Linked DNA regions of Mus musculus: regions 1, 2, 4, 5, 6 and 7 are each linked to region 3. The links are chromatin loops, found by intact Hi-C in ENCODE. Cell type or tissue: left cerebral cortex. All regions are shown on one strand. Region 1 has its middle 12 kb from the start of Wdr17. Region 2 holds the start of 4930518J21Rik (RIKEN cDNA 4930518J21 gene). Region 3 has its middle 22 kb from the start of Spcs3. Region 4 has its middle 18 kb from the start of Gm51571. Region 5 holds the start of Wdr17 (WD repeat domain 17). Region 6 overlaps Wdr17 (WD repeat domain 17). Region 7 has its middle 110 kb from the start of Wdr17.

The links. A loop is a pair of places that touch in the nucleus more often than their neighbours do. Peaks named below come from ENCODE experiments on the same cell type or tissue, not always from the same donor. Only the 100,000 strongest peaks of a DNase experiment are listed, where the experiment ranks them.
Region 1: it touches region 3 in a loop (2.9-fold over the local background); 3 of 42 quality-filtered maps call a loop at or near these places.
Region 2: it touches region 3 in a loop (7-fold over the local background); 8 of 42 quality-filtered maps call a loop at or near these places.
Region 4: a loop joins it to region 3, with 8 times the contacts of the local background. A loop is called at or near these places in 2 of 42 quality-filtered maps.
Region 5: it touches region 3 in a loop (3-fold over the local background); 3 of 42 quality-filtered maps call a loop at or near these places.
Region 6: a loop joins it to region 3, with 6 times the contacts of the local background. A loop is called at or near these places in 37 of 42 quality-filtered maps.
Region 7: a loop joins it to region 3, with 3 times the contacts of the local background. A loop is called at or near these places in 5 of 42 quality-filtered maps.

What each region holds. Positions count from the first base shown.
Region 1 is chr8:54,734,663-54,738,662 of GRCm38, reverse strand. No RefSeq gene overlaps it. Among named protein-coding and RNA genes, the nearest start is that of Wdr17, 12 kb to the right of the region's middle. In left cerebral cortex, a CTCF peak has its summit at 1,843 (motif pointing left); DNase peaks (open chromatin) are centred at 1,790 and 2,378.
Region 2 is chr8:56,484,324-56,488,323 of GRCm38, reverse strand. 4930518J21Rik (RIKEN cDNA 4930518J21 gene) reads left to right here and starts at 3,356. Exons shown (of 3, transcript NR_131020.1): 1 at 3,356-3,547. In left cerebral cortex, a CTCF peak has its summit at 2,089 (motif pointing right); a DNase peak (open chromatin) is centred at 2,128.
Region 3 is chr8:54,505,747-54,509,746 of GRCm38, reverse strand. No RefSeq gene overlaps it. Among named protein-coding and RNA genes, the nearest start is that of Spcs3, 22 kb to the left of the region's middle. In left cerebral cortex, a CTCF peak has its summit at 1,801 (motif pointing left); DNase peaks (open chromatin) are centred at 710, 1,799, 2,144, 3,690 and 1 more place; H3K4me3 peaks cover 1,226 bases; H3K27ac peaks cover 785 bases.
Region 4 is chr8:55,095,396-55,099,395 of GRCm38, reverse strand. No RefSeq gene overlaps it. Among named protein-coding and RNA genes, the nearest start is that of Gm51571, 18 kb to the left of the region's middle. In left cerebral cortex, no CTCF peak of the experiment used is centred here; no DNase peak of the experiment used is centred here.
Region 5 is chr8:54,722,336-54,726,335 of GRCm38, reverse strand. Wdr17 (WD repeat domain 17) reads left to right here and starts at 1,968. Exons shown (of 30, transcript NM_001372370.1): 1 at 1,968-2,048. In left cerebral cortex, no CTCF peak of the experiment used is centred here; DNase peaks (open chromatin) are centred at 1,123 and 1,826; H3K4me3 peaks cover 1,354 bases; H3K27ac peaks cover 1,380 bases.
Region 6 is chr8:54,659,182-54,663,181 of GRCm38, reverse strand. Wdr17 (WD repeat domain 17) reads left to right here. Exons shown (of 30, transcript NM_001372370.1): 14 at 131-333; 15 at 1,600-1,749; 16 at 1,836-1,966; 17 at 2,285-2,410; 18 at 3,443-3,598. Among named protein-coding and RNA genes, the nearest start is that of Spata4, 60 kb to the right of the region's middle. In left cerebral cortex, CTCF peaks have their summits at 2,292 (motif pointing right) and 3,284 (motif pointing left); a DNase peak (open chromatin) is centred at 2,301.
Region 7 is chr8:54,828,085-54,832,084 of GRCm38, reverse strand. It overlaps a transcript of Gpm6a not described here. Among named protein-coding and RNA genes, the nearest start is that of Wdr17, 110 kb to the right of the region's middle. In left cerebral cortex, a CTCF peak has its summit at 2,117 (motif pointing right); DNase peaks (open chromatin) are centred at 1,823 and 2,113; H3K4me3 peaks cover 403 bases; H3K27ac peaks cover 1,289 bases.

The DNA of each region.
Region 1 (4,000 bases), 230 kb before region 3:
GAGGCTGGAACAGAGATGGCAATATCCTGTTAGCTGTCTATTTAATAGGAAGAGTACTAAGTTCTTAAGAGTAGTTAGTAGAGTTACTTCCTGCTTGTTCTGAGAGGAGGCGTGGGCAGTAATTAGGGAAAAAGTTGGTAACATTTCCAAGATGTTCAGAAAACCAAAACAGAACCTACTGAATTTTTATTTGTTTGTTTTTTATTTTGTTATTATTTTTTTACAAAGACTTTAAGCCTTTCAATTGAACACAATGGTATTTATTGGCTAGACGTGGCCTGACATTTTGGTAATGATAATTTAAGTTGTGCAGATTGAGCTAATTAACACCTGTCTCTGGAGTATGCTTGTTCCTCCTGTTTATTTTCTTAGTGACTCATGACAAAAAAGAGAGATGCATACCTAAAAGACACTACCAGAAGACTGTGAAAGTCACAGACCTAGATATTATATTTCTATTGTGAACTTGAAATAGCAGAAATTTGCACTAAGAAACTATGTCAGAGCAGACCCTCCCTTTACTCTTCCTGCTTTCTTCTGATATCATAGCTCAGAAAGCTGGTATTTTAGAATGTCTTTTTTCTTTTTTTCTTTTTAATTTAGGATACATTCTTTGGTAACCAGACAAAGATGTATTCTGAGACAAAAATGAGCTTTCTGGGTAAGAGGATGAGTCCTTGGATAGTAAGCAGAGAGTCTAAAGGAAGTCTCTTGGTCACTGTTCTATTGTTGTGAAGATACATCATGATGTCAGCAACTCTTATAAAAGAAAGCATTTAATTGGTCCTTGCTTACAATTTCAGAGGTTTAGTCCATTATCGTCATGGTGGAGACCATGGTGGCATGCAGGAAAACATGTGCTGAAGAAGTCGTTGAGAGTTCAACATCTGGATCCCCAAGCAGTAGGAAAAGTAAGATACTGTGCCTGGCTTGAGTTTTTAAAACCTCACAGGCCATTTCCAATGACACACTTCCTCTAAACAATGCCACACCCCACACCGACTTTAACAAGGCCATATCTCCCAATCCCTCTCAAGTAACACCATCCCCTGATGAGGAAGAAGCATTTAAATATTTAACCCTGTAGGGGCCATTTTTATTCAAACAATGACAAGAAGGAAATAATTTTACAAAGTGAAATTATTGATGGAAAAATATCAAGATTAGGTATTTCTGAGTTCCCTCTAGGCAAAGCCCTAACATTGCAAAAAACAATAATTAAAAAAAAAATTAACTTAGTGGTTTTGGTACTTGTAATATGAATGGGAATGGAATACATATTTTTCATTTAGTGTGAAATTCTTCACAATTACATCAAGTTCTTTTATTATAGTAGCCCTTTGGAGAAGTCTGATGCATCATTTAGCACTAGGTGCCACAAGGGTAGAATATGAAGGGACTGTAAATTCACCTTTTCTGTGGATATTCTGTACTTACTCATTACTGCAGCTTTGGCAGACGGAAAAGCATCCCACTAGAGTAATTCTGAATATTTGTCTAGCCATCAGTGACAATGGAGTGGTACAGGAGGGAATAAGAACTGCCAGGTAGTCAAAAGCCGGACTCAGAAATAACCTACTGCTTTACTTAAAACATAAGGCAAGGTGACCTCTTATAGAAGGAGGACCAATGCTTGGAATTTCCTGGGTTATTAATTCGATTGGTTTTAATAATTACACTATGGATTCGAGGTTGGGAAAATCAACAATTTAGAACTGTATGCCAAGTGATGGAATGAATGGGTTAAATAGGGAGTATGGCTGGCAGAGCTTCCCTTTCCAGAACATTCACAGCAGAAATCTGCCTCTGTGCTAAAACTGCTGAGGAGGCAATAGTGTCATCTAGTGGCAAATTTAGAATGGTTTCACATTTTAAAAAAATTAGAAAGGCTAGAGTTGCCTTAGAAAAGACATTTACAAATTTGTTCAGATGATATCTGTTTTAAGCTCCATACTTTGACCAGGCAACGAATAACCATATTTTTTACTATTAAGAACTTAATTCTTTTCCCACAAGAGAGACAAACTCATCATATACCATACCCTGTTTCTAGTACCTTTCTTTAACAAAAAGTATCTGCTAGAAACCACATTACTATCAACAATAGAAAATTTGAAATAACAGCAGGTAATGAATAGACCAAAATCCTCTTTTAATACATTAGTAACTGTTGAATGATTCTACTTTATAATCATGACCATATTTTATTTTGTACCCAGCCTCAAGCTATTTCAAGCTTTTCATCTGTTAGGAATGTTTGTCCTTGAAGGAACTTACATTTCATGTTGCTGTCAAGGCTTGACTGTGAAATATGCCTCCACAGATTTCTGTTTTAAAATGTTGATCTCTGACTGGTGGCTTTGTTTTGGAAGATTGTAGTAAATGTGGCAGGTGGGACCTATCTGGAGGATATGGAGGTATATCACTGTGGAATGAGACTTGAGAGTTTAGAATATAGTCCTGCCGCTGGTCTGATCTACTCAGATGTAAGTGAGTGGTCACCACATCCCCTGCCTGATCCTTTCACACTGCGAGCCAGAACAGAACTTTCCTCTTCATATTCCTTTCCCAGAATTTTAAATTCATTTCTAGTTTCTTGTTAAAAAAAAAAACCTAGCATTGTATTGGAATCAAATAGTTAATCAAACAGAATAGAGATCCCATATATAAACACTTGCAGCTACATGCAACTGATTTTTGATATGTTTTGGATTATTCACCAGAGAAGACTGTTTTGACATGAGTTTAAACCAACAGAAAATTTTAATATCCAACTTACAGACTATACTTGTTAGTATTTCCTCTAGGTTTTACTCAACAGTTACCTAGCAACCTCCCAGTACAGCCTGGCTCCAGTATAAGACTGTTTGGGTCTCTGTTCGCTGTTTAGGTCTCTCTCTCTCTCTCTCTCTCTCTCTCTCTCTCTCTCTCTCTCTCTCTCTCTCTCTCTCTCTCTCTCTCTCCTCCTCCTCCTCCTCCTCCTCCTCCTCCTCCTCCTCCTCCTCCTCTCCTCTCCTCTCCTCTCTCTCCTCTCTCTCCCCTCCTTCCTTCCCTCCTTCCTCTCTCTCTCTCCCCCCCTCTCTTTCCCTCCATTCCTCCCTCCTTCTCTCCATCTTCTTCCTCTCTCCCCTGTTTCCTGTGTTCCCAACTTGCCTCTTCCCTTCTTTCTCTCTCCTCACTCTTTCTGTACTTCTCTGTCTCCTTTCTTTCCCTGCCTCAACCCCCTTCCCCAGACCCCTTTCTCAAATGCCAAATAAATTTCCTTTTATACTAGACCCATCATTCTATGGCTAGTATCCCAGGGAGGGTGCCTCAGCATGGGCCCACTAAGGCACCCATTCCCACCCCATTGACAAGTCTGCCTGCCACTCAGACTTACTTTCTAGCCACCAGATCAAAACACTGGTGAATTGGTAAGTGCACCTCCCCCTTCAGGCATAAATGGTCCCTAGTCCCAAGGGAATGACTATTGAGCTCTAAGCATCCCTATGGTGTCCTTCAGGACAGAGGAATCCTAGCCATGGTCTATGACTGGCCCTTCTCAATGACATCTCCCCTCTCCTTTTGGAGCTCTTCCCTTGGATGAGATTTCTCTCTTATCAAAACAAGGCTCCTCCCTTTTCTCCTGAAGTATATTCTATTGAGTTTTCCATGTTTCTCAGGCATCTACCACAATTGGTACCTGGTTACCACATCATGGTCTGGTAAGCCAACCTGTATCACATGTGTTCTGTTATTATTTTTCTATTCTCAAGATGCTGCAAGCAATAGAATGTAATAAACTTTTTTCTCACCTATGGGTATCATGGTGCCTTCATCCATACCTTCAGCCTCCCCACTGGGATGCCTCCTGTAAAACCTCAAACATCTGAAACTATTTTCCAAACCCATACACTATTACAGTCAAAATTGACCCCAATACCCAATAGATAAAGACTCTAAATGGCTGCCTAATGGCACCTTTGATCCCATTATTTTAAGGAACCTTTATAACTACTGC
Region 2 (4,000 bases), 2.0 Mb before region 3:
TAGGAGGTAAATGTTTATAATAAAACATTTGCCATAACAAATTCCCCAAATACTTCAGCTCATGAATTCCTTTCAATACTGTTTTGCAGAAATGGACTTGGGATAAATGGAAAATTCATTCAGGATTTGGGACGTGTAAGTTCACCCTAAAAGTTAAATTTCATTTTAAGTTAAATTAGTTTAACTTCATAAAAATGGCTAAGGTCCTATAGGGAGCTGATCAAGCCCAGCCAAGATGTAATTGTGGATGTCTCTCCCAAAATACTTCCTCCGCCATCTACTGATTCGCTGTTCAAATCCTTACCTAAAGGAAACATCTGGTATGAATTTTTTTTTAAAATGGGGGGGGGGGAGGTGTTTTAAAATACTAAATAACTTTCTGTGTTTTTTCCTAGTTGACTGTAGAAAAAATCTCTTATAAGCATCACCTGTCAATAAAAAAGATGATGGCCAATGAGCTGAGGCAGGAAAGAGGAGGTGGGACAATGTCAGGAAGAGAGAGGATTCTGGGAAATAGTGAGAGAATAAAAGGGAGATTTGCCCAGAACCTGGGGGAGATGGAAGTAAAGGCGTACGTAGCTGAACTCATGAGAGAATAAGGAGAGATACTGAGAGAGATTAGAGAGAGAAGCTGAGGGAATGCTGAGGAGACACAAAGAAAGAAATGGACGGGGAACTGAAAAGAACTAACTAAGTGGTAGATAAAGAATAGTTTCAATAAGTTAGGAGCTATTCAGGGAATGAGCCAAAGCTTGTGGACAACATATTTAATAATGAACAAATCGTCTTAGTGTCACCATTCCGGTAGCAAGGGCTGGCAAGGAAAAATGGATTTTATTTTTCTTTTCTTCTTTTTATTTTTTACAGTTGAAGTTTTGTAATATTGGTGAATTTCATTTTTTCTTATAAAAATTAGCTCATCTATACCTTTACATTTATTTTGTCACAGGCCTGTCATGAGAATTCAGCTTGTGCTTGCTTGACTAAAAGGTGCCAGTTCAAGGTGCTCGGTGAGTGGACTTTAACAGAGACACAGGAACAACTGGGCAGGGGAGAGAATCTTCGTGCAAGCAGCATAGGAGAGTTAAATGTAAGAAAAATAGCAGGAGGTAAGGCCTTTAGGATTTCTGATCCAGGGTTATTAAAAATGACACCACCCAGGGCTGAAAAACATATTTCAGTGAAATCCTGACTCTGATCCCTGGTGCTAAGCAAACTGGTGGCAACAATGCCTTTAGTCTCAGCATTTTGGAGATGGGAGCAAGAAGATCAGAAGTCCAAGGCCAGGTGGGAACTTTCGTGATCTTGCCTAACAACACAACACAACACAAAACAAAACAAAACAGAGCCTCCAAGTAAAGACGGCTTGAAAAGTATCATACTTACATTTTTGATTGACTAGACCCAAAATGAGAGTGTGTGCTGAGGAAACCCTTTTAAGGAAGCAGGACGACAAGCTACACAACCATGGGGCATTTAAAAAAAAAATCCACCATTCTGGAGGAAAGAAGTGTACCTAGGATATCTAAGGAGCTCTCAGATAACGGTTTAAAAAGAAATGGCCAGAAGACAGACATTTCCCAAAGCAAAAACATGGATAGCAATAAACATGTAACATAATGTTCATCATTGCGAGTCATTAGGGGAAAGCCATTTAAAAATGCCTCAGTCAGGGTCATCATTCCTTGCTATTGAGAATGGCCGAGACAGAACCATAGAACCCTGGCAAAATTCACTGCCAGCAGGAACCCAAACCTGAATAAGCACTTTCAAAATAGTTTGGAATTGTCATCATGGGAAAATATGGGTTGTTTCTGTCACATGCTGTGACTCTAGCCATTAAGAGTAAAGTCATTTAAAGAAACAACATAAAAATAGTACAATGGAAATATGCTGTTAACATATTCACTCAATGTTTCGTTGCAAAGAAGAAACTGACATTATTTGTAGTCATTATATACAACATAAATGTATAGTTTATTTTATTAGAATTTTAATGTCCAATGATTTCTGGTTAAAAATTATAAAGTATTTTAGGGCCAAACTTAAAGTGGTTTGTTTCAGGTTTTAGTTTAAAAATTCAGATGGCCACTAGATGGCAGAAGAGGCTTGTATTTTTGTTAACTTGCTTAAAAACAGGAAACGGGATTAATTTTGTTCTCTTAACAAATAAAAGGAATCTGTAATGATGGATATTACTGGTAACTGGCAAGGTTTAAATTGCAACTATAATATCAGTGTTGGTGTAAATTAAATAAGACATAATAAATAAAACCCACCGAAGGCACCACATGCAGAGTTAAACCTTGTAAAATAAACCAGGGCTAGCAGACTGATATTAAAAATGTGCACTTCAGAGCTTGACATTGAGCTTTGTCAGGGTACAGAGAATATTTGGTTTATAATCTTAATGGCTCTCAGAAATGTGCAGCCATTCCTTAATTTTTCTGTCTTCCCATTAATAATTTACCCAGAATGCAGCTGTTCTTCGCTACGGTTCTGGGAAACCGTCTTCTTCCTCTTTTAGATATAAGGATGAAAGTAGGCAAGTGAAAAGGAGCAAAATTCCGTGAATTTTATGATACCACACTTCAAATTACTCAATGGTTTTCAACTTGATGAAGTTGAGAGAAAAGGATCTATAGAACTTTTAGGAAACGCCCCTCGCGAGGGGCAAACTGAGACATTAACTTGAATAACTGCTGAGGTAGTCTGTGGAAGAGTGATAGCTTCGAGTACCTGAAGCCTAGGTTCAGCACCCCCCCCCCCACCCCCTCAGCATAAACCAGCTCGCAAACCTTTAATCCCAGCATTGAGCAGAGGTTGGAAGCAGGAGGATCTAAAGTCCAAGGTCATCGGCTACTTGGTAACGTTAATGGCCAGCCTGGATTCTGATACAGTATCAGAAGAAACAACCCTTCCCAAATAACCCTCAAACCAACAAAATCAAAAGCTTAGCCTCATCAACATGCATCATTCTAAATATACACTGTCAGCGGCGTGGCGGTGGTGTAGAGGCAGAGATGGGTAGACTTCTGAGTTTGCAGCCAACCTGGTCTACAGAGTGAGTTCCAGGACAGCCCGGGCTACACAGAGAAACCCTGCCTTGAAAAAAGAAAAACACAAACAAAACAAACAAACAAAACAAGAAACCCCAAATACACATTATCACCACGGACATTTCTGATGTATGTATTTGCATAGGTCCCGTTCCTGCGTTTCATTATAAGGACAGATTGAATGAGAAGGTAGGTAGTCAGCACTACACATGCCGGAGAGGGACAGTGACGTATCTACTGAGAATTCATAGGAGGATTCTCTATTCTAAGTAAGATTCTTCCAAGGAGATGAGTTCAGATGGAATTCAGGTGGAACCTCTTTCGGAAAGCCCAGAGAGGGAATCGTGCACAGGAGATTCAGCATCTGCCCAAAGAACAAAGGAAATCCCTTATTTTAGTGGCCTTTAAAGGAGAGAGTTCTCCTAGTTAGAGGGAAGGGGCTTCTGAGGGTAGCAACTTTGTGACAATATTAGACAGGATATGAAGAGGTAAGTCACAAAGGTAATCTTAATGTCCCGTCTTCCAACAACCTTTAGAAATAAGCATTTACTTTTATAAATGAAGCCACATTGAATATGTTTGAGTAAGTGTCCTTGTGGTAGGATGGAACACCCTTTGGGTATACGTCCAAGAATGGTATACTTGGGTCTTCAGGTAGATTGATTCTCAACTTTCTGAGGAGCCGCCATATTGATTTCCACAGTGGTTGTGCAAGTTTGCACTTCTACCAGCAATGGAGGAGTGTTCCCTTGCTTCACATCCTCATCAACATGAGCTGTTATTATGAGCTGTGTTATAGATCTCAGCTTTTCTGACAGGTATGACAGGTTTTATTTCATTTCTTTGATGGCTACGGATGCTGAATATTTCCTTATGAGTTTCTTAGCCATGTGAGTCTTTTCTCATTCAAGAATTCTCAGTTTGCATCTGTATCCTAGTTT
Region 3 (4,000 bases):
CAAGGCTAAGGGATAATGAAGTGTTGGTGAGGCAGGTGAGAGCAGGGGTAGCTTAGCAACCTCTGCAAGGCTTAAGCTCCACCCCTACTCCTTTGCCAGCAAAGCACTTAGCAACCTGGAGCGCCACCTCCGTTAAACTGCATCCACAACCCCTCTTTAAATAAAGGCTCACAGTTATGCTCACCCACAGCACTGTAGCAATCGTTAGCGCACTCCCCTGCCCCTTGGCAATGCACCAATGTTCTATCCTGGACTGGCTTAAACCACATGCATAGTTAGTCAAACTGTATCCTTTGAGAAACATTTAAGGGAAAATCCCATAGTTTCCTCCTTATGCCTATACGTTGCATTATGGATAAAAGGGCATGCACAGTGAGCAAAGGCTTACATTGCCCAAGCCTGTCTATCGATCAAGACAAAACTCCACCCACTCTCTAGCCCACAATGAGCAACGCCTCAGCGGTAGTCTCCAGATCGCAGCGTGCCTTCCTTAATAGTCTTTGTTCTTTGCATAGCCTCCTCAGCTTCCCCCGCCCGCACGAGCGCGTCTGTCCCCCCCCCCGTCCCCCCCCCCCCCGTATCAATCTTGTTTAGGTTGAGTTTAGGGAGTCTTGTCGGTGAGACGTTATGGGTGTGGCTTCCCACATTCCCAGGGGAGACAACCTCACAGCCAACACCTTGCTCCTCTGATTTAATCTTTCAGCACCCCCTCCTACAACGATCTCTGTGCTGCAGATGTACCAATTGGGTCTGCATTCCACATCTCTGCGTTTTGATTGGTTGGGGTTTATGAAATGGTCTTCACCTGTTGCAGGAAGAAGTGTTATTAATGAGGGGTGACGAATACATTTCTCTGTGAGTATAGGGACAGATATTTAGACACTGGTTAGGGGTTATGCTGGTTTTAGTAAAGTGGATCTTGTGGGTCAGGGTTCTCAACCTTCATAATGCCGTGATGACCTGCAAAAATAAAATTATTTTATTGCTACTTCATCATTGTAAATTTTGCTACTGTAATGAATGGCAATGTAAATATCTGATATGCAGGATGTCGAACACGCAACCCCCAAAGGGTAGCGACCCTCAGGTTCAGAAACACTGTTGTTGTAGGGTTCTCCTCTAAGAGCTGTGGCTTTATGAGCCTCTCTCTGTCTCTGTCTCTGTCTCTGTCTCTGTCTCTGTCTCTGTCTCTCTCTCTCTCTCTCTCTCTCTCTCTCTCTCTCTCTGTATAAAACAATAAAAAAGGAGAAGCCATAAATTTGAAAGACAGCAAGGGTAGGTAGATGGGAGGTTTTGGGCAGAGGAAAATAAAGAGGGACATGATGTAGCTATAATCTGAAAAGAAGAAAAACGGGAGAAGGAAGGAAGGAGGGAGGGAGGGGGAAGAGGAGAAAGCCTTAAATGGCAATGGCATCCCACTGTTACTAAGTCTCCCTCAGCACTTGCATATAGATATAGACATAGATATGGATATGGATATGGATATAGATATATATAGATTATATAGATGTAGATATAGACAGTGTGTGTGTGTGTGTGTGTGTGTGTGTGTGTGTAAAGTGGCCATAGAAACAAGGGAGTTTTCAACAATTTCTTTGGTTTCAAATCTTGTTTCTTTATTTAAAAAAGTACCTGGCCATTATGACTTGGACTTTTGTATTCCATTTTATTTCAATGAGCTGGAGATACTTAACAGACCAAAAACACTATGCAAAAGTTGGGAGAGTCTATGATCCCTCATGACAATCTTTTCTGCAAAGGCTCATCATTTGCTCATAGCTTGTCTTTAAGCGCCCTCTGGTGGTATAAGCTGGTGGAAGCAACACCCAGTATTTTCCACACAATGTAGCTGTATGCTATCCTCTTCCCCTTTCTCTCTCTGTTACCTTTCTCTTCCCTCTCGCCCTCATTTCTCCACACCCCTGTCTAAAATGTACAATTTTCATCCTTAAAAACAAATGCACACATGTGATGGATAGTTTTGTATCAACTTGACATAAGCAAAAGTCAGCAGATTGGAGGAAAACTTAATTACTAAAATGACTCGATATGATCGGGATGCCAGCCAGCCTGTAGGGTATTTTCTTAATTAATGATTGGTGGGAGATGGCCCAGCCCATTGTAGGTGGTGCCATCTACGGACTGGTTGTTCTGTGTTCTGTGACAAGGCAGCTGAGCAAGCCACTGGGGACAAGTCTGTAAATAGTCTCCCTCCACGGCCTCTGCCTCACTCCTGCTGCAGGACCTGCCCTGTTTAAGTTCCTGTCCTGACTTCCTTTGATGATGAACAGTGATATGGAAGCACAAGCCAAGTAAACCCTTTCTTCTCCAAATTGCTTTTGTTATGGTGTTTCATCACTGCAATAGTAACCCTAAGACAACATGTATGTATATGTACATGTGTATGTGCATATATGTATATACACACATATATACAAACATATGTATTTGCACACACACATACACACATATATGTATATATGTATATACACACACACACACACACACACACACATATATATGTACAATTTCATTTATAAAACCTTGTTTACCCTCTAAGGGGCAGCAGTGAGGAAAGAAGCCACTGGAAACAGAAAACAATATAGGAAGAAAGGTCAGTAAGATATGTCAGCATTGAGGTTTATTCATCCGGTCACTTCTTACTTTCATCCTTTCCTTGTCCATAGTTCTTAGGTATCTTTTTATTTTAATAAATCATTTCATTATTTTTCATGTGTGGGTGTTTTGCCTGAGTGTAAGTCTGTGTGCTACTTGTGTGCTGAGCCCACAGAGGCCATGTGAGGGAGGGCATCAGATTTCCTGGAAATGGAGGCACAGACTTCTGTGAACGGCCCTGTGGGTGCTGAGGATTGAAACAGGTTGCTCTGGAAGTGTTCTTGACCACTGAGCCATTTCTTCAGCTTCAGCTGTCTCTTTGAAAGTAGCATTAAGCTAGATTGAAAGAAGTACGATCAGATAAATTATTCTTTTTTAATTGCTAATTATCAAAATCTGTGGACATATTTTCTCTCTCTCCCTCTGGGTTTGGTATATAATGTGTTTCTGTGCTTATTTTTCCTCCATATTTTCTTTTGAATTAAGAAACTTCTGTTTATTTCTCATTTATGTATTCACCATTGACATAAAACTTTTAGTTTTAACCTTGGTAGGTTACCCACAGGTGTGACAGATTCATGAATTAGTGGCCCTTAATGCTTAAGGGTGAGAAGAATTCAGGACATGGGCTTCATGACCTGGAGTTTTTGTTTGTTTGTTTGTTTGTTTGTTTTAATTAGGTATTTTTGTCATTTACATTTACATTGCTATCCCAAAAGTCCTCCATACCCTATCCCCCACTCCCCTACCCACCCACTCCCACTTCTTGGCCCTGGTGTTCCCCTCTACTGAAGCATCTAAAGTTTGCAAGACCAATGGGCCTCTCTTTCCAACGATGGCTGACTAGGCCATCTTCTGATACATATGCAGCTAGAGACACAAGCTTTGTGGGGTACTGGTTAGTTTATATTATTGTTCCACCTATAGGGTTGCAGACCCCTTTAGCTCCTTGGGTGCTTTCTCTAGCTCCTCCATTAGGGGCCCTGTGATTCATCCAATAGCTGACTGTGAGCATCCACTTCTGTGTTTGCCAGGCCCCGGCATAGTTTCATAAGAGACAGCTATATCTGGGTCCTTTCAGCAAAATCTTGCTAATGTATGCAATGGTGTCAGCGTTTGGAAGCTGATTATGGGATGGATCCCCGGGTATGGCAGTTTTTGTCCTGTTTTGTCCAGCGGCTGTATTCTCAGTTCCTAAGCAGTCCCAGAGTTTAACCCTCCCATTGTCTTAGCCACAGTCACATGCTCATGATTTGCGAGGTGCCCACAACCTTTTCCTTCTTTAGGTTGGACATCGTTGTCATGGCAACTGTCCTTGTTTATATTTCACCCACTCACTATTACTTATTGCTTTTTACATTCCTTTCAGAATCTATTTCATGGA
Region 4 (4,000 bases), 590 kb before region 3:
TCCAGTCAAACTCTGAATTACCATAGATGGAGAAACCAAAATATTTCACAACAAAACCAAATTCACACATTATCTTTCCACAAATGCAGCCCTTCAAAGGAAAATAACAGAAAAAAAAAAAAAAAACAATACAAGGACGGAAACCACGCCCCAGAAAAAGGAAGAAAGTAATCCCTCAACAAACCAAAAAGAAGACAGCAACAAGAACAGAATGCCAACTCTAACAACAAAAATAATAGGAAGCAACAATTACTTTTCCTTAGTATCTCTTAATATCAATGGAATGAATTCCCCAATAAAAAGACATAGACTATCAGAATGCCTACACGAACAGGACCCAACATTCTGCTGCTTACAAGAAACTCATCTCAGGGAAAAAGACAGACACTACCTCAGAGTGAAAGGCTGGAAAACAATTTTCCAAGCAAATGGTGTGAAGAAACAAGCTGGAGTAGCCATTCTAATATCTAATAAAATCGACTTCCAACTCAAAGTTATCAAAAAAGACAAGGAGGGACACCTCATACTCATAAAATGTAACATCCTCCAAGAGGAACTCTCAATTCTGAATATCTATGCTCCAAATGCAAGGGCAGCCACATTCATTAAAGAAACTTTAGTAAAGCTCAAAGCACACATTGTACCTCACACAATAATACTGCCAGACTTCAACACACCACTTTCATCAATAGACAGATAGTGGAAACAGAAACTAAACAGGGACACAGTGAAACTAACAGAAGTTATGAAACAAATGGACTTAACAGATATCTACAGAACATTTTATCCTAAAACAAAAGGAAATAACTTCTTCTCAGCACCTCACGGGACCTTCTCCAAAATTGACCATATAATTGGTCACAAAACAGGCCTCAACAGATACAAAACTATTGAAATTGTCCCATGTACCCTATCAGACCAACATGGACTAAGGCTGATCTTCAATAACAACATAAATAATGGAAAGCCAACATTCACGTGGAAACTGAACAACACTCTTCTCAATGATACCTTGGTCAAGGAAGGAATAAAGAAAGAAATTAAAGACTTTTTAGAGTTTAATGAAAATGAAGCCACAACATACACAAACTTATGGGACACAATGAAAGCATTTCTAAGGGGGAAACTTATAGCTCTGAGTGCCTCCAAAAAGAAACTGGAGAGAGCACACACTAGCAGCTTGACAAAACACCTAAAATCTCTAGAAAAAAGGAAGCAAATTCACCCAAGAGGAGTAGATAGCAGGAAATAATCACACTCAGGGGCGAAATCAACCAAGTGGCAACAAGAAGAAGTATTCAAAAAATCAACCAAAGGAGGAGCTGGTTCTTTGAGAATATCAACAAGATAGATAAACTCTTAGCTAAACTCACTAGAGGGCACAGGGACAGCATCCTAATTAACAAAATCAGAAATGCAAAGGGAGACATAACAACAGATCCTGAAGAAATCAAAAAACACCATCAGATCCTTCTACAAAAGGCTATACTCAACAAAACTGGAGAACCTGAATGAAAAGGACAAGTTTCTAGACAGATACCAGGTACCAAAGTTAAATCAGGATCAAGTTAACGATCTAAAGAGTCATATATCCCCTAAATTAGAATTAGAAGCAGTCATTAATAGTCTCCCAACCAAAAAAAAAAAAAAGCCCAGGACCAGATGGGTTTAGTGCAGAGTTCTATCAGACTTTTAAAGAAGATCTAATTCCAGTTCTGCACAAACTATTCCACAAAATAGAAGTAGAAGGTACTCTACCCAACTCATTCTATGAAGCCACAATTACTCTAATACCTAAACCACAGAAAGATCCAACAAAGATAGAGAACTTCAGACCAATTTCCCTTATGATTATCGATGCAAAACACTCAATAAAATTCTCGCTAACTGAATCCAAGAACACATTAAAGCAATCATCCATCCTGACCAAGTAGGTTTTTTTCCAGGGATGCAGGGATGGTTTAATAAACGAAAATCCATCAATGTAATCCATTATATAAACAAACTCAAAAACAAAAACCACATGATCATCTCCTTAGATGAAGAGAAAGCATTTGACAAGATCCAAAACCCATTCATGATAAAAGTCTTGGAAAGATCAGTAATTCAAGGCCCATACTTAAACATGATAAAAGCAATCTATAGCAAACCAGTAGCCAACATCAAGGTAAACAGTGAGAAGCTGGAAGCAATCCCACTAAAATCAGGGACTAGACAAGGCTCCCCACTTTCTACCTACCTATTCAACATTGTACTTGAAGTCCTAGCCAGAGCCATTCGACAACAAAAGGAGATCAAGGGGATACAAATTAGAAAAAGAGAAGTCAAAATATCACTTTTTGCAGATGATATGATAGTATATATAAGTGATCCTAAAAATTCCACCAGAGAACTCCTAAACCTTATAAACAGCTTCAGTGAAGTAGCTGGATATAAAATTAACTCAAACAAGTTAATGGCCTTTCTGTACACAAAGGTCAAACATGCTGAGAAAGAAATTAGGGAAACAACACCCTTCTCAATAGTCACAAATAATATAAAATAACCTTGGCGTGACTCTAACTAAGGAAGTGAAAGATCTCTATGATAAGAACATCAAGTCTCTGAAGAAAGAAAATAAGATCTCAGAAGATGGAAAGATCTCCCATGCTCATGGATTGGCAGGATCAATATAGTAAAAATGGCTATCTTGCCAAAGCAATCTACAGATTCAATGCAATCCCCATCAAAATTCAACTCAATTCTTCAACGAATTAGAAAGAGCAATCTGCAAATTCATCTGGAATAACAAAAAACCTAGTATAGCAAAAACTCTTCTCAAGGATAAAAGAACCTCTGGTGGAATCACCATGCCTGACCTAAAGCTTTACTACAGAGCAATTGTGATAAAAACTGCATGGTACTGGTATAGTGACAGACAAGTAGACCAATGGAATAGACTTGAAGACCCAGAAATGAACCCACACACCTACTGTCACTTGATCTTCGACAAGGGAGCATAAACCATCCAGTGGAAAAAAGACAGCATTTTCAACAAATGGTGCTGGCACAACTGTCGGTTATCATGTAGAAGAATGTGAATTGATCCATTCCTATCTCCTTGTAGTAAGATCAAATTTAAGTGGATCAAGGAACTCCACATAAAACCAGAGACACTAAAACTTATAGAGGAGAAAGTTGGGAAAAGCCTTGAAGATATTGGCACAGGGGAAAATTCCTGAATAGAACAGCAATGACTTGTGCTGTAAGATTGAGAATTGACAAATGGGACCTCATGAAACTGCAAAGCTTCTGTAAGGCAAAAGATACCATCAATAAGACAAAAAAGGCCACCAACAGTTTGAGAAAGGATCTTTACCTACCCTAAATCAGATAGGGGACTAATATCCAATATATATAAAGAACTCAAGAAGGTGGACTCCAGAAACTCAAATAACCCCATTAAAAAATTGGGATCAGAGATAAACAAAGAATTCTCACCTGAGGAATACTGAATGGCTGAGAAGCACTTGAAAAAATGTTCAGCATCCTTAATCATCAGGGAAATGCAAATCAAAACAACCCTGAGATTCCATCTTACACCAGTCAGAATGGCTAAGATCAAAAATTCAGGTGACAGCAGATGCTGGCAGGATATGGAGAAAGAGGAACACTCCTCCATTGTTGCTGGCATTGCAAGCTTGTACAACCACTCTGGAAATCAGTCTGGCGGTTCCTCAGAAAATTGGACATAGTACTACTGGAGCATCCCGCAATACCTCTCCTGGGCATATATCCAGAAGATGTCCCAACCGGTAAGAAGGACACATACTCCACTATGTTCATAGAAGCCTTATTTATAATAGCCAGAAGCTAGAAAGAACCCAGATGTCCCTCAACAGAGGAATGGATACAAAAATATGGTACATTTACACAATGAAGTACTACTCAGCTATTAAAAAGAATGAATTTATGAAATTCCTAGGTAGATTGTTGGACCTGGAGGGCATCATCCTGAGTG
Region 5 (4,000 bases), 220 kb before region 3:
GCTCAATTTTACTAGCTTCAATTGGATTCTCTTGGCCAGGAGAGGTTAATGTTTGACCTAAATCCTGAATTCTGTATTCCCCACATCTAGTTTTTCTATATTTCTAGTTTTATTTTTCCTTTCACAGTCTCTAGATCCTTTCCTATCTGTGGACAGCCACATTCACCTTCCACAAAAAAAGCAAGCAGGACATGATCTATTAAATTCATGATGTGCTTTCCCAGTACAGATCATGCTGCATAGATTGCCCATATTCTTTTCTATCTTATAAAATCCCATTTGTTTCTATTTCCTGAATAAAGTTAAAGAAAAAAAATTCTCTAAAAGTCCCTCTTCTGAAATCAACCCATAGTATCTTACATAACTACATTTAGAGTTCAGTACATAAAGCTATATGCATTAACACATGGATTTTCAAGATATTCTATGCTGTTTAATTTCCATTCATTCGTTCACCAAACATTTATTGGAGACCTGCTACTGTTAGTCATTTCAACATGGGATAGGGCAAACAGTTGTAAGAAATCGTCTTAGCTTTTAACAAATTTATTTTCCATAAGGAGAGTTAGTTTTAAGTAAATTTTGATTTACAAATATAGCATAAGTGATTCTAAGGAAACAGAGCCTCTAGAGAATATGTTGGAAGAAAACAGTAGCAGTATGCATTGTGAAGGTGAATAGGAAATATTTCCAGAGATTTTCTCTTGTAAGGGTAGATGATTGTTCAGAACTTGGCCTATGATTGAAGCTCCAAATATCATAAATGAACTACACTTTGTGGGATGAATTTCTCTGAAAAAAAAATTCACGGTTATGTAGAAGAGTCTACAGACTAATTTTGTTTGTAGAGAGTTGGCCAAAAGTCCATCGCCAAAATTATTTGGGACTACCTTACTCCCTGTAATAGTTGTTTATTGTTCTGTATCTGATATAACATGCCTTTCACTATTATGGCAAAGCTTTTCAAATATATTAACTTGGCAGACTGTTCTACTAACCACAGGCTAAGGATTGTCCTTAGACAGCATCTAGCAGATTTCCCAGGTTTATGTATCTTGCTTACCTGATGTATTATGACAATAGTTTGTTAACTACTTCCACGGTGGAACACACTATTTGGGGCAACTTGTATCCATGTTCCTTGTATTGTATCATGGTCTCTCAGAACATTGATTCTGAACATCTGCTTACTCCCTTTGGAGTGCATACTGTGCTTTTAATGGTCAGTTTCAAGTATACGAAGGCCAATTTCCTCTAATGTATTGACTAAAGGACCAAATTAAAGAAGCTACTTCAGAAATATAAACCCTAATTACATGACACTAGCATATGCTTTCCACCAGTGTCCACGGGGCAAATATGTTTTGCTCATGTTATGGACAGTTTTATTAATTGCTTGCAGCTGGACTAATCAAAACAATTTCATTCACAGATGTGGTTCATGCGGCTACTTGAACCAATGAAATATTAAGACGTGCAGGACAGCGAGCACTCTAGACTCACATTCCAAGCAATGCTTCAAGACTAATGTAGAAACCAGGTGATTTATTTCTTGTACATTCGATTCATTTTTATATAAGGTACAGCTTCGATGTAGCAAATTAGGCAGTGACAACGCTAGTGGGACGTATTCCTTCTGCTCCACCTTTTAAAATAATGTACATGCTTAGCTTGAAGCTTTGACTCAAAGCTTAGGAATCACATCTTCTGCACAGCAGCCGCGTTGCTAGGTAACCAACTCTCCGGGCCCTGTTTCCAGGGGTCACCAGGGACTTCCGCCTCCCTGTCCCATGTGCTCCAATCAGATACTAGGGTGCTTGTCACGTGCAATTCTGGGGCGGGATCCAGAGTGCTGTCCTCCCCAACCTGCACTGTGAAGGGTGGGCGGAACCCGACTCTGGCTCAGGGATGTTCAGGGCCGCCCCGCCCCTGAGAGCTGAGTGGGCGGCGAGGAGGGCGTGGCGGGTGCGCGGGCCAGGGCGGTCCCTTTGGCCGGTCCTGCTTCAGCACCTGCGGTTGTCCAGAGCTGCAACTGCTGTCTCCTTCAGGTAAGGCTCAAGTGGGGTTGCAGTGTAGGAGACTTTGCTCAGCGCCCAATCAAAGAGGATGATATTTGAATGAGTTGGCTTCACGTTGGTGACCAGCACTCTAAGGTCGCAGACTAGGACTCTGAGCCTCCTACAGTGCTGTGCAAGCCATGATGCCTGAGGAGCTAATCCCAGGAGTTTTGCAGCCACACACCTGAGTATTATAAGGCATAGTTAGAACTCAACATGTATGAGGATTCCCCCTGCGTGGAAGCTGGGGCTGTTTCTAAACACATTTTTGCTGTTATTTCTAAGCTTTTAAGTATATGGGTGTCTATAACCTAGAATGTTATTCCACCAATGGGCAAGACGTATTTGCATAGATTACTTTGTCCCTTTGAAATGGCTGTACCAAGAAAGCTTTTAAAAAGAAATGTTATAAGGGCAATACTAACCTGAGAAAAGATTGTTGTATATTAAGGAGATCATAAAAATTCTTTCTTGTTCTCTTACCGATGTATCCACATTTGTATGCAAGTATTCATAGGAGCAAAGTCTATGTTATTAAAAATGAATTAGAATACACAAAATACACTAAAAAGTTAGATCATATATCAATCACATGTCATCATTTATTTTATATAAATGTCTTTAACATAGATTTGAAGATATATTTCTAACTTACTCAGAACAAACTATCCTCCAAAGAATACTAAGAAATACGCACCCATTGTTTAAGAAATATGAAGTATTCAATTTAATAATATGATATTATAATTGCCAAATTTATCACTATCATATCATTTCTAGGTTACAATGATCACAAAACTAGTTAGATGCAAGGGAATTTATGAGGATTTAAAAACTTGAACTAAAAAATGATGAAAATATTCTATACATTTGCTGGTTCCTGTGTTCTCTTATCATTATTTTGAACGGGGAGAACTTAACACTGCAACAGTAGTGACTGAAACCTGTAAGTATTCCTTTATTCTGCAAGGTGCTGCAGCAACCAGAATGTGCCATGCCATGGTTATAGTTTTATGTTGGAAGACAGAAATCTGAGGCTGTCTGACGAACTTCAGTAACTCTGAAAACTTGTCAATTCAAGAAAATTTGGGAAACTTGCTTTAGTGGATTATTTATGGGTTAATGTAACAAGTGGTAGTTTTAGCACATTAAGAGTTCTTGGAAACTTTTCTAAATTGAAATTAACTAATAATCTATTTCAAAAGATACCCATAAAAGGAAAGTTTCTTTTTTAAAGTGAGGTCTACAAATGTGTATATAAAGACTAGTTGGATTTTTTTTTAATTTATGTTGATCTGGTATCTCCTTGTGTTGATTTTTAATAGATTGCTAAAGAAGCATAAACACTTCTGGGGAAATAGTATTTTTAGTTGCCTTTTAAAAACTTCATTCTCTTTAATTTTATAATTAAAATGTTATATCAGAATTCTAAAATCACACTATTTTTATTAGATATTTTCTTTATTTACATTTCAAATGCTATCCCCAAATCCTCCCTATACCCTCCCCCCACGCTGCTCCCCAACACACCCATTCCCCTTTCCTGGCCCTGACATTCCCCTGTACTGGGGCATAAGATCTTCGCAAGACCAATGGCCTCTTGCATCACATATAGAAATCTACAGATGAATTTAGCTTTGAAAATTAATTTTAAAAACTCATCTGCTCTAAGGAAAAGCTACTATATTTAGGCAGTTTTTCTTATTGTTTTCTGTAAATGACTTTAAAGTCCTTAGCCTGAGTAGAGATGGGCCAAGAAAGCTTTTATACTAATTCAGAGAAGAACATGACATTTTTTTAGGTTATTTTGTTATGTTTTGCTTATTTTATCTTGTGAGCCATAGAAGGCCAACAGTGGTTACTATGTCAGTATTAATAAAATTATAAAATTTCTAACTTAATCTAATTTTATTGTCTGAAACATTGTAATGAAGACCACACTG
Region 6 (4,000 bases), 150 kb before region 3:
GTCCAGCTCCATAAAAAATGCTTTTTAAACATGCTAAAAAAATAAAACAAACAAACAAAAAGTTGTGTTCCATTGGCACAATGTTAACATTTTGGAGAAGTTATAATTTAGACGTAAAATTGTCTTTCAGCTCTGTTCGAATCTGGGATTATACTCAAGATGCTTGCGTAAGCACTCTTAATGGACACACTGCACCTGTGAGGGGGTTAATGTGGAATACTGAGATTCCATACCTACTAATCTCTGGAAGCTGGGACTATACTATCAAAGTGTGGGATACTCGAGGAGGAGTTTGCCTAGATACTGTGTATGATCACGGTGCAGACGTTTATGGTAAACTCTTTTCCATGTACTTGTAATTTTGATGTAATTATGATGTTTATTTTTTTGAACAATGCAATATTCTTAAGCCACAGTATTTTATTTTGAAATGACATTTTTTTTCCACAATGGAGTAAACACCTGTCTGTTTTTTGTAAACCTGTTAGAGTCACCGCAACATAGCCAAAGAAGACGCTAGGGATTGTTCAGATGAGGGGGTTAATTAGCATATGGAACTCATTCTACAGGAATTGAGCTTCTGTTACATGTATGTGTGGCAGGTCCATATATGCAGGTTGGATCCTGTCAGTTCCCTTGCTCCAGATCATGAAACTAACAATCGTGCTGATATAACTTATCTGACCATTATCTTATTTGGGGGGATCGCGGGCAATGTTTGTTTCTTGAATATAACAATTGTTAGTTCAATTAAGCGTGTGATGGAAAGCAAATTGCCCATTTGTGTTTATATTTTCTGTTATTCTTAAGCCTTGCAGGGGGTAAGTAGACATTTCCTAGAGAAAAAGGACCAAATCCATGCATTTACAACTGCGTGTTTTCCTTCAGAGGTCTTCTATTTGAGCTTGTAAAGGCCTGTCCCTGGGTGAAAAACTGCAGGCAGGCTGACTGCTGAGAGGAAGAGAATCAGGGTTTTGTTCCAAAGATGAATATACAGTCAGTCATCCAATCTCTAATGGTCAGCCCTAAACACGTGTATATATGGGCAACACAAAATAACATCAGTAGGCTACATGTGTATACAAACACACATATGTACATATAAAACAATCACTACAGAAGAATATATCTGAATCTGGGCAGTAAGGAGTGTTGGGGGGTGGAAAGCTATAGCACACACACAAACATATATGTGAGTGTGTCTGTGTGTGTATGTGTATACACACACAACATTTTCTGTTGTCTGAAGTTAAAGGTCTTTTCATTTTGAAACCTGAACTTTCATTTATTCATCTGTTAATTCATAGATTTCATGAACCCTAATGGAATTACAATATACTTCATGCCTAAGCAAATGAAATTTTGTTTTCTTATATTCATACATTTCTAGCTATATTTACAGAATACGCTAAGCAATGTATTGCCTTCTTGTATTAATTAGATACAAGTAGAAACTGGGCTCAGAGAGCCTCTGAGTTACTCACATTCCTTCATAACTTCAATTTTGTCATAGTTTAATAAAAAGGTACATATTTTTTAAAAGAAGCATTTGCTGGGCTTATTTTGGTTAAAACAGGCTTGTTTTTTTTTCCCCACCAGGTTTAACTTGCCATCCAAGTCGTCCCTTCACGATGGCTTCCTGCTCCCGAGATTCTACAGTGAGACTCTGGTCATTAATACCTTTAATCACCCCTTTACAAATAAATATTCTGGCAGACAGATCTTGGGACGAAGTTATCGGAAACACTGGTATTGAATATGTGCATGTACTTGATCTTATCTTTAAATAATATTTTCTGAGTAAAGTTCCTCAGCGAACCGTCTCTTTTCATCAGATAATGCGATACGTCAAGACTGTCCTCCTCTCCTCTGCGGCAAAGTGTCAAGAGACATTAAACAAGAAGTAGAAAAACTAACGTGCAACCCTCGGGCGAAAAAGCTAAGACTGTTTTCAGAATGTTTATCAGTAAGTATTATAGGAGTTATAATTCTTACGCCGTCTCATTAGCCATCATGAGTCACCACAACTATTCTCTTTAAGCTGCTTCCTGCTTACATTCACCATCCCAGCTCAGTATATGAATTTTAACATTATCTGTACAATATTAGAGAGCAGATCTAAATCCAGAAGAAAATAAATGAGAATGTGCTTTTAGATTGCTGTTACTTTTTTTTTTTTTTTTAATTCAGAGAACTGTACGGTATGATACCCCTGAAGGCATAAAGTACTAGGAGAATTTCTTTTCTGTGCCATTGTTTTTGATTACTCAGTACCTACTTCCAGCCTCCAGGTGGCAGTGACAACTTGTGGAACTTGGTGTCCGTGATTAAAGGACAAGATGACAGCTTGCTCCCTCAGAACTACTGCAAAGGAATGATGCATTTGAAACACCTGATCAAATTTAGAACCGTAAGTTCTATACAGTGCACAAGCGCGGTATACTCAAACCAAAATTTCTGGGTTTTATCTACTAAAGGAAAATTGCTGGTAGGCTGAAATAAACACAGAAAAGATAAAATAGTGAGACCAATACTGGAAAATATGAATTATTTAAGAAGAGATTAAGGTGGCCATGGATTCTATTAGATTGAATTCCATGAGTCTGCAAGTTGAATTTGGACCCCATGAAAAGCTTTATCTTTACCCTGTGACCTCGGGTGATTATAGTCTATGAACTCTTGTGACTTTTGGTTACCTTATGTCTAAGAGAATATACTTCATCAACAATAAACTCAACCCTGGGAGCAAAAAATAAAAAAGCAAAGTTTATATATTTTAATAAAATATAAATAGTTCAAACAGCAAGAAAGTAATACTAAGACTAAGATTCGATGATTACCTTCATAAAAAGAGAATTCTTAAGTCACAAATGAAATGCCTGACAATTATTTTAGAAGCACACTTACAATATGGGAGATTGGAGAGCATTTTTCTATATCCAACCAATTGTATCCCAGCACCGTTGGCCTCTGGAATTCTAAATAACCTACACTGAGAAAGGGTAAGGACAGTAAGAATAAGAATGGGACTCCTATTCTTTCTCTCAAATGTATGTATTATGTAAGTAAATGTAGATATTCTGGGACAATGAGACAGACCTCTTCCAAACCGCTTATTCCATGAACTGATCAAAACATTATATCCTACAGATAAAAAGTACCACATTTAGAGGATGGAGAAATGACTCAGAGGTTAAGACCACTGGCTGCTCTTCCAGAGGTCCTGAGTTCACCTAGCAACCAGATAGTGGCTCATGACCATCTAAAATGAAATCTGGTGCCCTCTTCTGGTGTGCAGGCATACATGCATGCAGAATACTGTATACTAAACAAGTAAATTCTTATAAAAGACATATCCCATTCAAACATTTAACTGTCAATAGTGCCTGCTTTAAGACTATCTGTTCTTCTACTCATTTCTACACTTATATTTTTTTTTCAGTCAGAAGCCCAAGAACTAACGACAATCAAGATGTCTAAATTTGGTGGTGGTGTTGGCGCACCTACTAAGGAGAAAAAACTGAAGGAAGCTGCTGAAATCCACCTGAGATTAGGACAAATACAGAGATACTGTGAACTCATGGTCGAACTTGGAGAGGTAGTGTGCTATTCAAGGAAAAGTAGTGTGTCTAACATAGCAGCCCACACGGGAAGGAGTAATTCCATGTAGAGGTTAACTCTGCCACATAAAATTCCTTCTTTGCCAAGTTCATGCCAGGTGTACACCCCACAGAAACAGTAAAGTGGGGTCTCTGGACTAACACAGGAGCCCCACTTAGGAACACCTATGTCCCACGTCAGACCTACAAATCATAAATTCTGGTGTGCGGCTCAGCCACCCGTACCGGCTTTTATTAGCCATCCTGGATATTCTCATCTCCGCTGAAGTTGGAAAATTGCTTCCCAGATCTTTAATGTACATGTGCTGGCTCACATGCTCAGAGCAGGATCTCTTCCCCTTCTCACAATGAGACTTATTCAACCACATGACAGGGACTTT
Region 7 (4,000 bases), 320 kb before region 3:
ATTTCGCTAAAATCAAAATCAATTTAGATTAATTAAAGAAGACTGAAAATATTACTACATGCTTTAAAAACTCTCACTAAGCCTTTTCCTCGTGTTTAAATTTAATGAGTTAATGGGAATGGTTGTAAATAAAGATTTGTAAAACTCTAACAAACATCATCTGAATGGAAAGTTAATGAGGATGTTAGTGTTTTCCAACATAAAGGAATGGATCTCAACAAAAACAGAGCACCAAAACTCTGTAGGGTTTCAGAAAATTTATTAAGCAAGTGAAACCCATTCATTAATGTTTTGCCTTATGGCCCATTCTCACAGTGAGTTAATAAACACTAAGTAATGCTGAAATTATTTCAATCTTCCTGTATCAGTTGAAGTTGTTAGAAAAGGGGGGGCAGGAACAGTATTGGAAGGGACAGGAGCAAAGTACAGAGGATCAGGACACTGAATAGAAACATGTAGCAGAGAGGGATGGGGAACTGGGGTAACCACTAGAAAGTCCCAGACTCCAGTGAAGCAAGAAGCTCCGAAGAGCCAATGGTGATGATTTTAGCTGAAATACCCCAAAGAGGGGAGATAGAACCTGTAGAGACCACCTCCAGTAGAAAGGACCCCAGTTGAGAGATGGGGCCACCCACGTATCTCAAAATTTTAAACCCAGAAATGTTCCTGTCCAAAGGAAAGACGGGGACAAAAAAAATGGAACAGAGATTGAAGGATAGGTCATCCCGGGACCACCTCACCTAGGGATCCATATCATTTGCAGACACCAAACTCAGACACTATTGCTGATGCCAAGAAGCAGTTGCTGGCAGGAGCCTGGTATAGCTGTTCCCTGAGAGGTTCTACCAGCACCTGACCAATACAGATGCAGATACTTACAGCCAACCATCAGACTGAGCCCTAGAACTCCTATGGAAGAATTAGAGGAAGGACTGAAGAAGCTGAAGGGGATTGCAAGCCCATAGGAAGAATATGAACTAACTGGACCACCCAGAGCTCCCAGGGACTAAACTACCAACCAAAGAGAATACATGGAGGGAGCCAGGAATCCAGATACATATTAGCCGAGGATGGCCTTATCTGACATCAATGGAGGGAAGGCCCTTGGTCCTGGGGAGGCTTGATTTCATAGTGAATAGGATATTAGAGGCGTGAGGCAGGAGTGGGTGGGGAAGCACCCTCATAGAGGCAAAGGGAGGAGGAATGACTTGGGGGATTGAAGGGGGTAACCAGGAAGGGGGATATAATTTAAAATATAAATGAATAAAATGATTAATAACAAAAGATCAATAGCAAAAAAAAGCTGGAAAATATAATGCTGAAATTTAGATCTTGGTAAGAGTGTTGTAGTTAAAATACTAGGCAGAGAGATAAAAATAACTCGCAACACCTATTATGTTCATTTGGCCAGAAAAGGTCTCTTTGAGCTATGTAATATCTGCAAGCACATGGTCCATAGGGTACAGTAGCAATGTGCAGATGGTGCTAAAACAGAGCAAATGGCAGATAAATGCAGAGATGGGGAGATAAAGATGTCAGCACGCACAGAACCATGGTGGAGAGGAATCTAAGAGAGGCTTCAGAACAGCAGAATGAGAGGAGACTAAATTGTTTAAAAGAAAGGAAAGAAAAAGTGAGGGAGAAAGGGAAAAAGTGAGGGAGAGAGGGGAAGAAGGGAGGGAGGGAGAGTGTGAGTGAGCAAAAATGCATATACACATGGAAGCTCTGCTCAGCTTCCTTTGAGGAAACCAATAGCAGAGACAACAGAGATTACTGCTGGACTTGAAGCCAGATCAGAAAATCAGTGAAGAACGAGTAGGTGCCTATTAGTAAATGTGCTTCCCATGTGTGAGGGAGTGGGTAGTGTATGGTCTCACTGTTCCTCCTGAACCTCGGACATCTCAACTCCTATCTCCACTGAAACCCATTAAGTATGATAAAAGTAGTAAAGAATTTTTCTAATTTTTGAAAAGCTGATAAACTTAAAACACAGCTAGGTCAGATCATTTTTCTGTATGCATCATACTGCTGTCTCAATATTTCAGAGCGTCTGCTCTCCCGTTTGCTCTGTTTCATTTTCATCTGAACATTAGACATTTTTCATGTGATTTCCACAGCAACCACTAGAGGGAAAACAGCTACTGGAGAAAGAAAAACATTTTAAAATGTTTACTTGTTTCATAACCCTTAAAACCTCAGAAGCAAATGATGTGTTCAAAATGAGCAACTGAGAAAAGCATACCAGAAATCCACATGATTTTCAAATTATTCACAATAAATATTGGCACTCTTGTTAAAGCATATATTCCGCAAAGGCTTTTACATTCATTGCCTCATTTGTTTTTCCAAAATGAATGGTAAGTATAGAAGGCATTACCTACCACACAACAGTAATAATAAGCATACATTATTCATATAAAATATAAATTGTTTAACCACCTAACAGCTCCGTTGTTCATTATTAAAACTCAGGCATGAGTATTTTTCCAAGTGCACTGTATTTTCCATTTTGTAGGGTTTTATTTTCTATTGTTTTGTGGGCTTTTATATCTTGTAAGGAAAAATGAAAACCGACTGCATCTCTCGTCCTGTTGTTTATTTTTCTCAATCTCATTGGGACATAATACACATTTGGGTAACTGCTAAGTGTATGAATGCATTAGCATATGAAACAGAAGGAGGAAGCCCCGCTCCTTCTTGCCAACATTGTTACTAAACACAAGATGCTTGTGATGGGGTCACAGTTGACTTCCTAAGTGCACTTCATTTGAGGGTTAGTAACACTGAACCAATTGTTTGTAGCTTAGAAGACCTATGAAGAAGGGTTGTTCTTTGTGATCCCTTCTCTGATTTGGTATCTTCATGTTGTGGACTACTCATTTGTGTAGCCCATCAGTCATGGGTTCAAATTATACTTCCTGTTGTGATAATACAAGGTGTTGGGGTTTGGGAATGTATATAATTAATCCCAGAATGTGATGTGTAGTTGTGAATGGAATAGGCTATCTCATGAAAAAGACACCAGTAAAATGATGTTTTACTGACTTCCCTGTTGGCTATAATGAGAGGAGAGACATTTGGAAGAGAGGGGTCACCACGAGCCAGCCTACTCCCCAGAACTGTGAGAATTCGATGTCTATCCTTTAAGCCACACAGACTCTGGCTGAAATTAGCTATAGACTTTCAGGTGTTAGTTTCCTCAGCCTGCCAAAGCATTTTCCTTGTTCTGTTCACAAAGCTGCATTTGGTGGCATAAGGCTTGGAATGCGGATCTGGAAATCTCTTCCCCACAACTAAACTTCTTTCTGTGCAACTAAGGAATTATTCAGCAAGACATAAAACAAGAAACTAATTCAAAATTCCACATGAGCCTAACATATCTCAACCTATTTTCCGAATAAATACTCAGTGTGGAAAGTTATCAATGTATGATATGATTACAAAGAATTTTTCTTTTCCTTTTTTTCTTGCTTTTCTGTATTTTATCTTATTTATAGTAAGAAAATAAGGGTTTTTTTAAATAAGAAAAATGATGTATTTTTTTTAATTAAGAGTCAAGGGATATGTATTTTTCATATCTCTCCTTAAAATGGCATTCAGTTATGCTTGGCAAACATTTTGTATAAACATGGTTGTTTATCTTCAATTTGAAAAATGAATTCATTAAGCACTATTACACTGACTGTGCCTAGCACCCCTGTCTCTTCTTATCAAGGCCTGACCTCAGAAATACATTCCTTGGAACCAATAAAGAAATAAGGGCGTATCTGCTAGCTCCTGGAATCCACCAGCAATTTGATTTTAAAGGCAGGAGCAAGGTTAAGGTAAGCTGGCAGCGCTCAACAGCACTCTTTCATTCTCCACATTGAGCACATCCCTGGAAAAGGTGGCATTGTCCTCAGTGAGCTTTCAAAGTATATGGTTTCCTACATTAAGATAGTTGGATGATGAGGGGAGGGGCCACATGAGGGGGCAGGAACTGGGAGGAGAGGGAGACTGT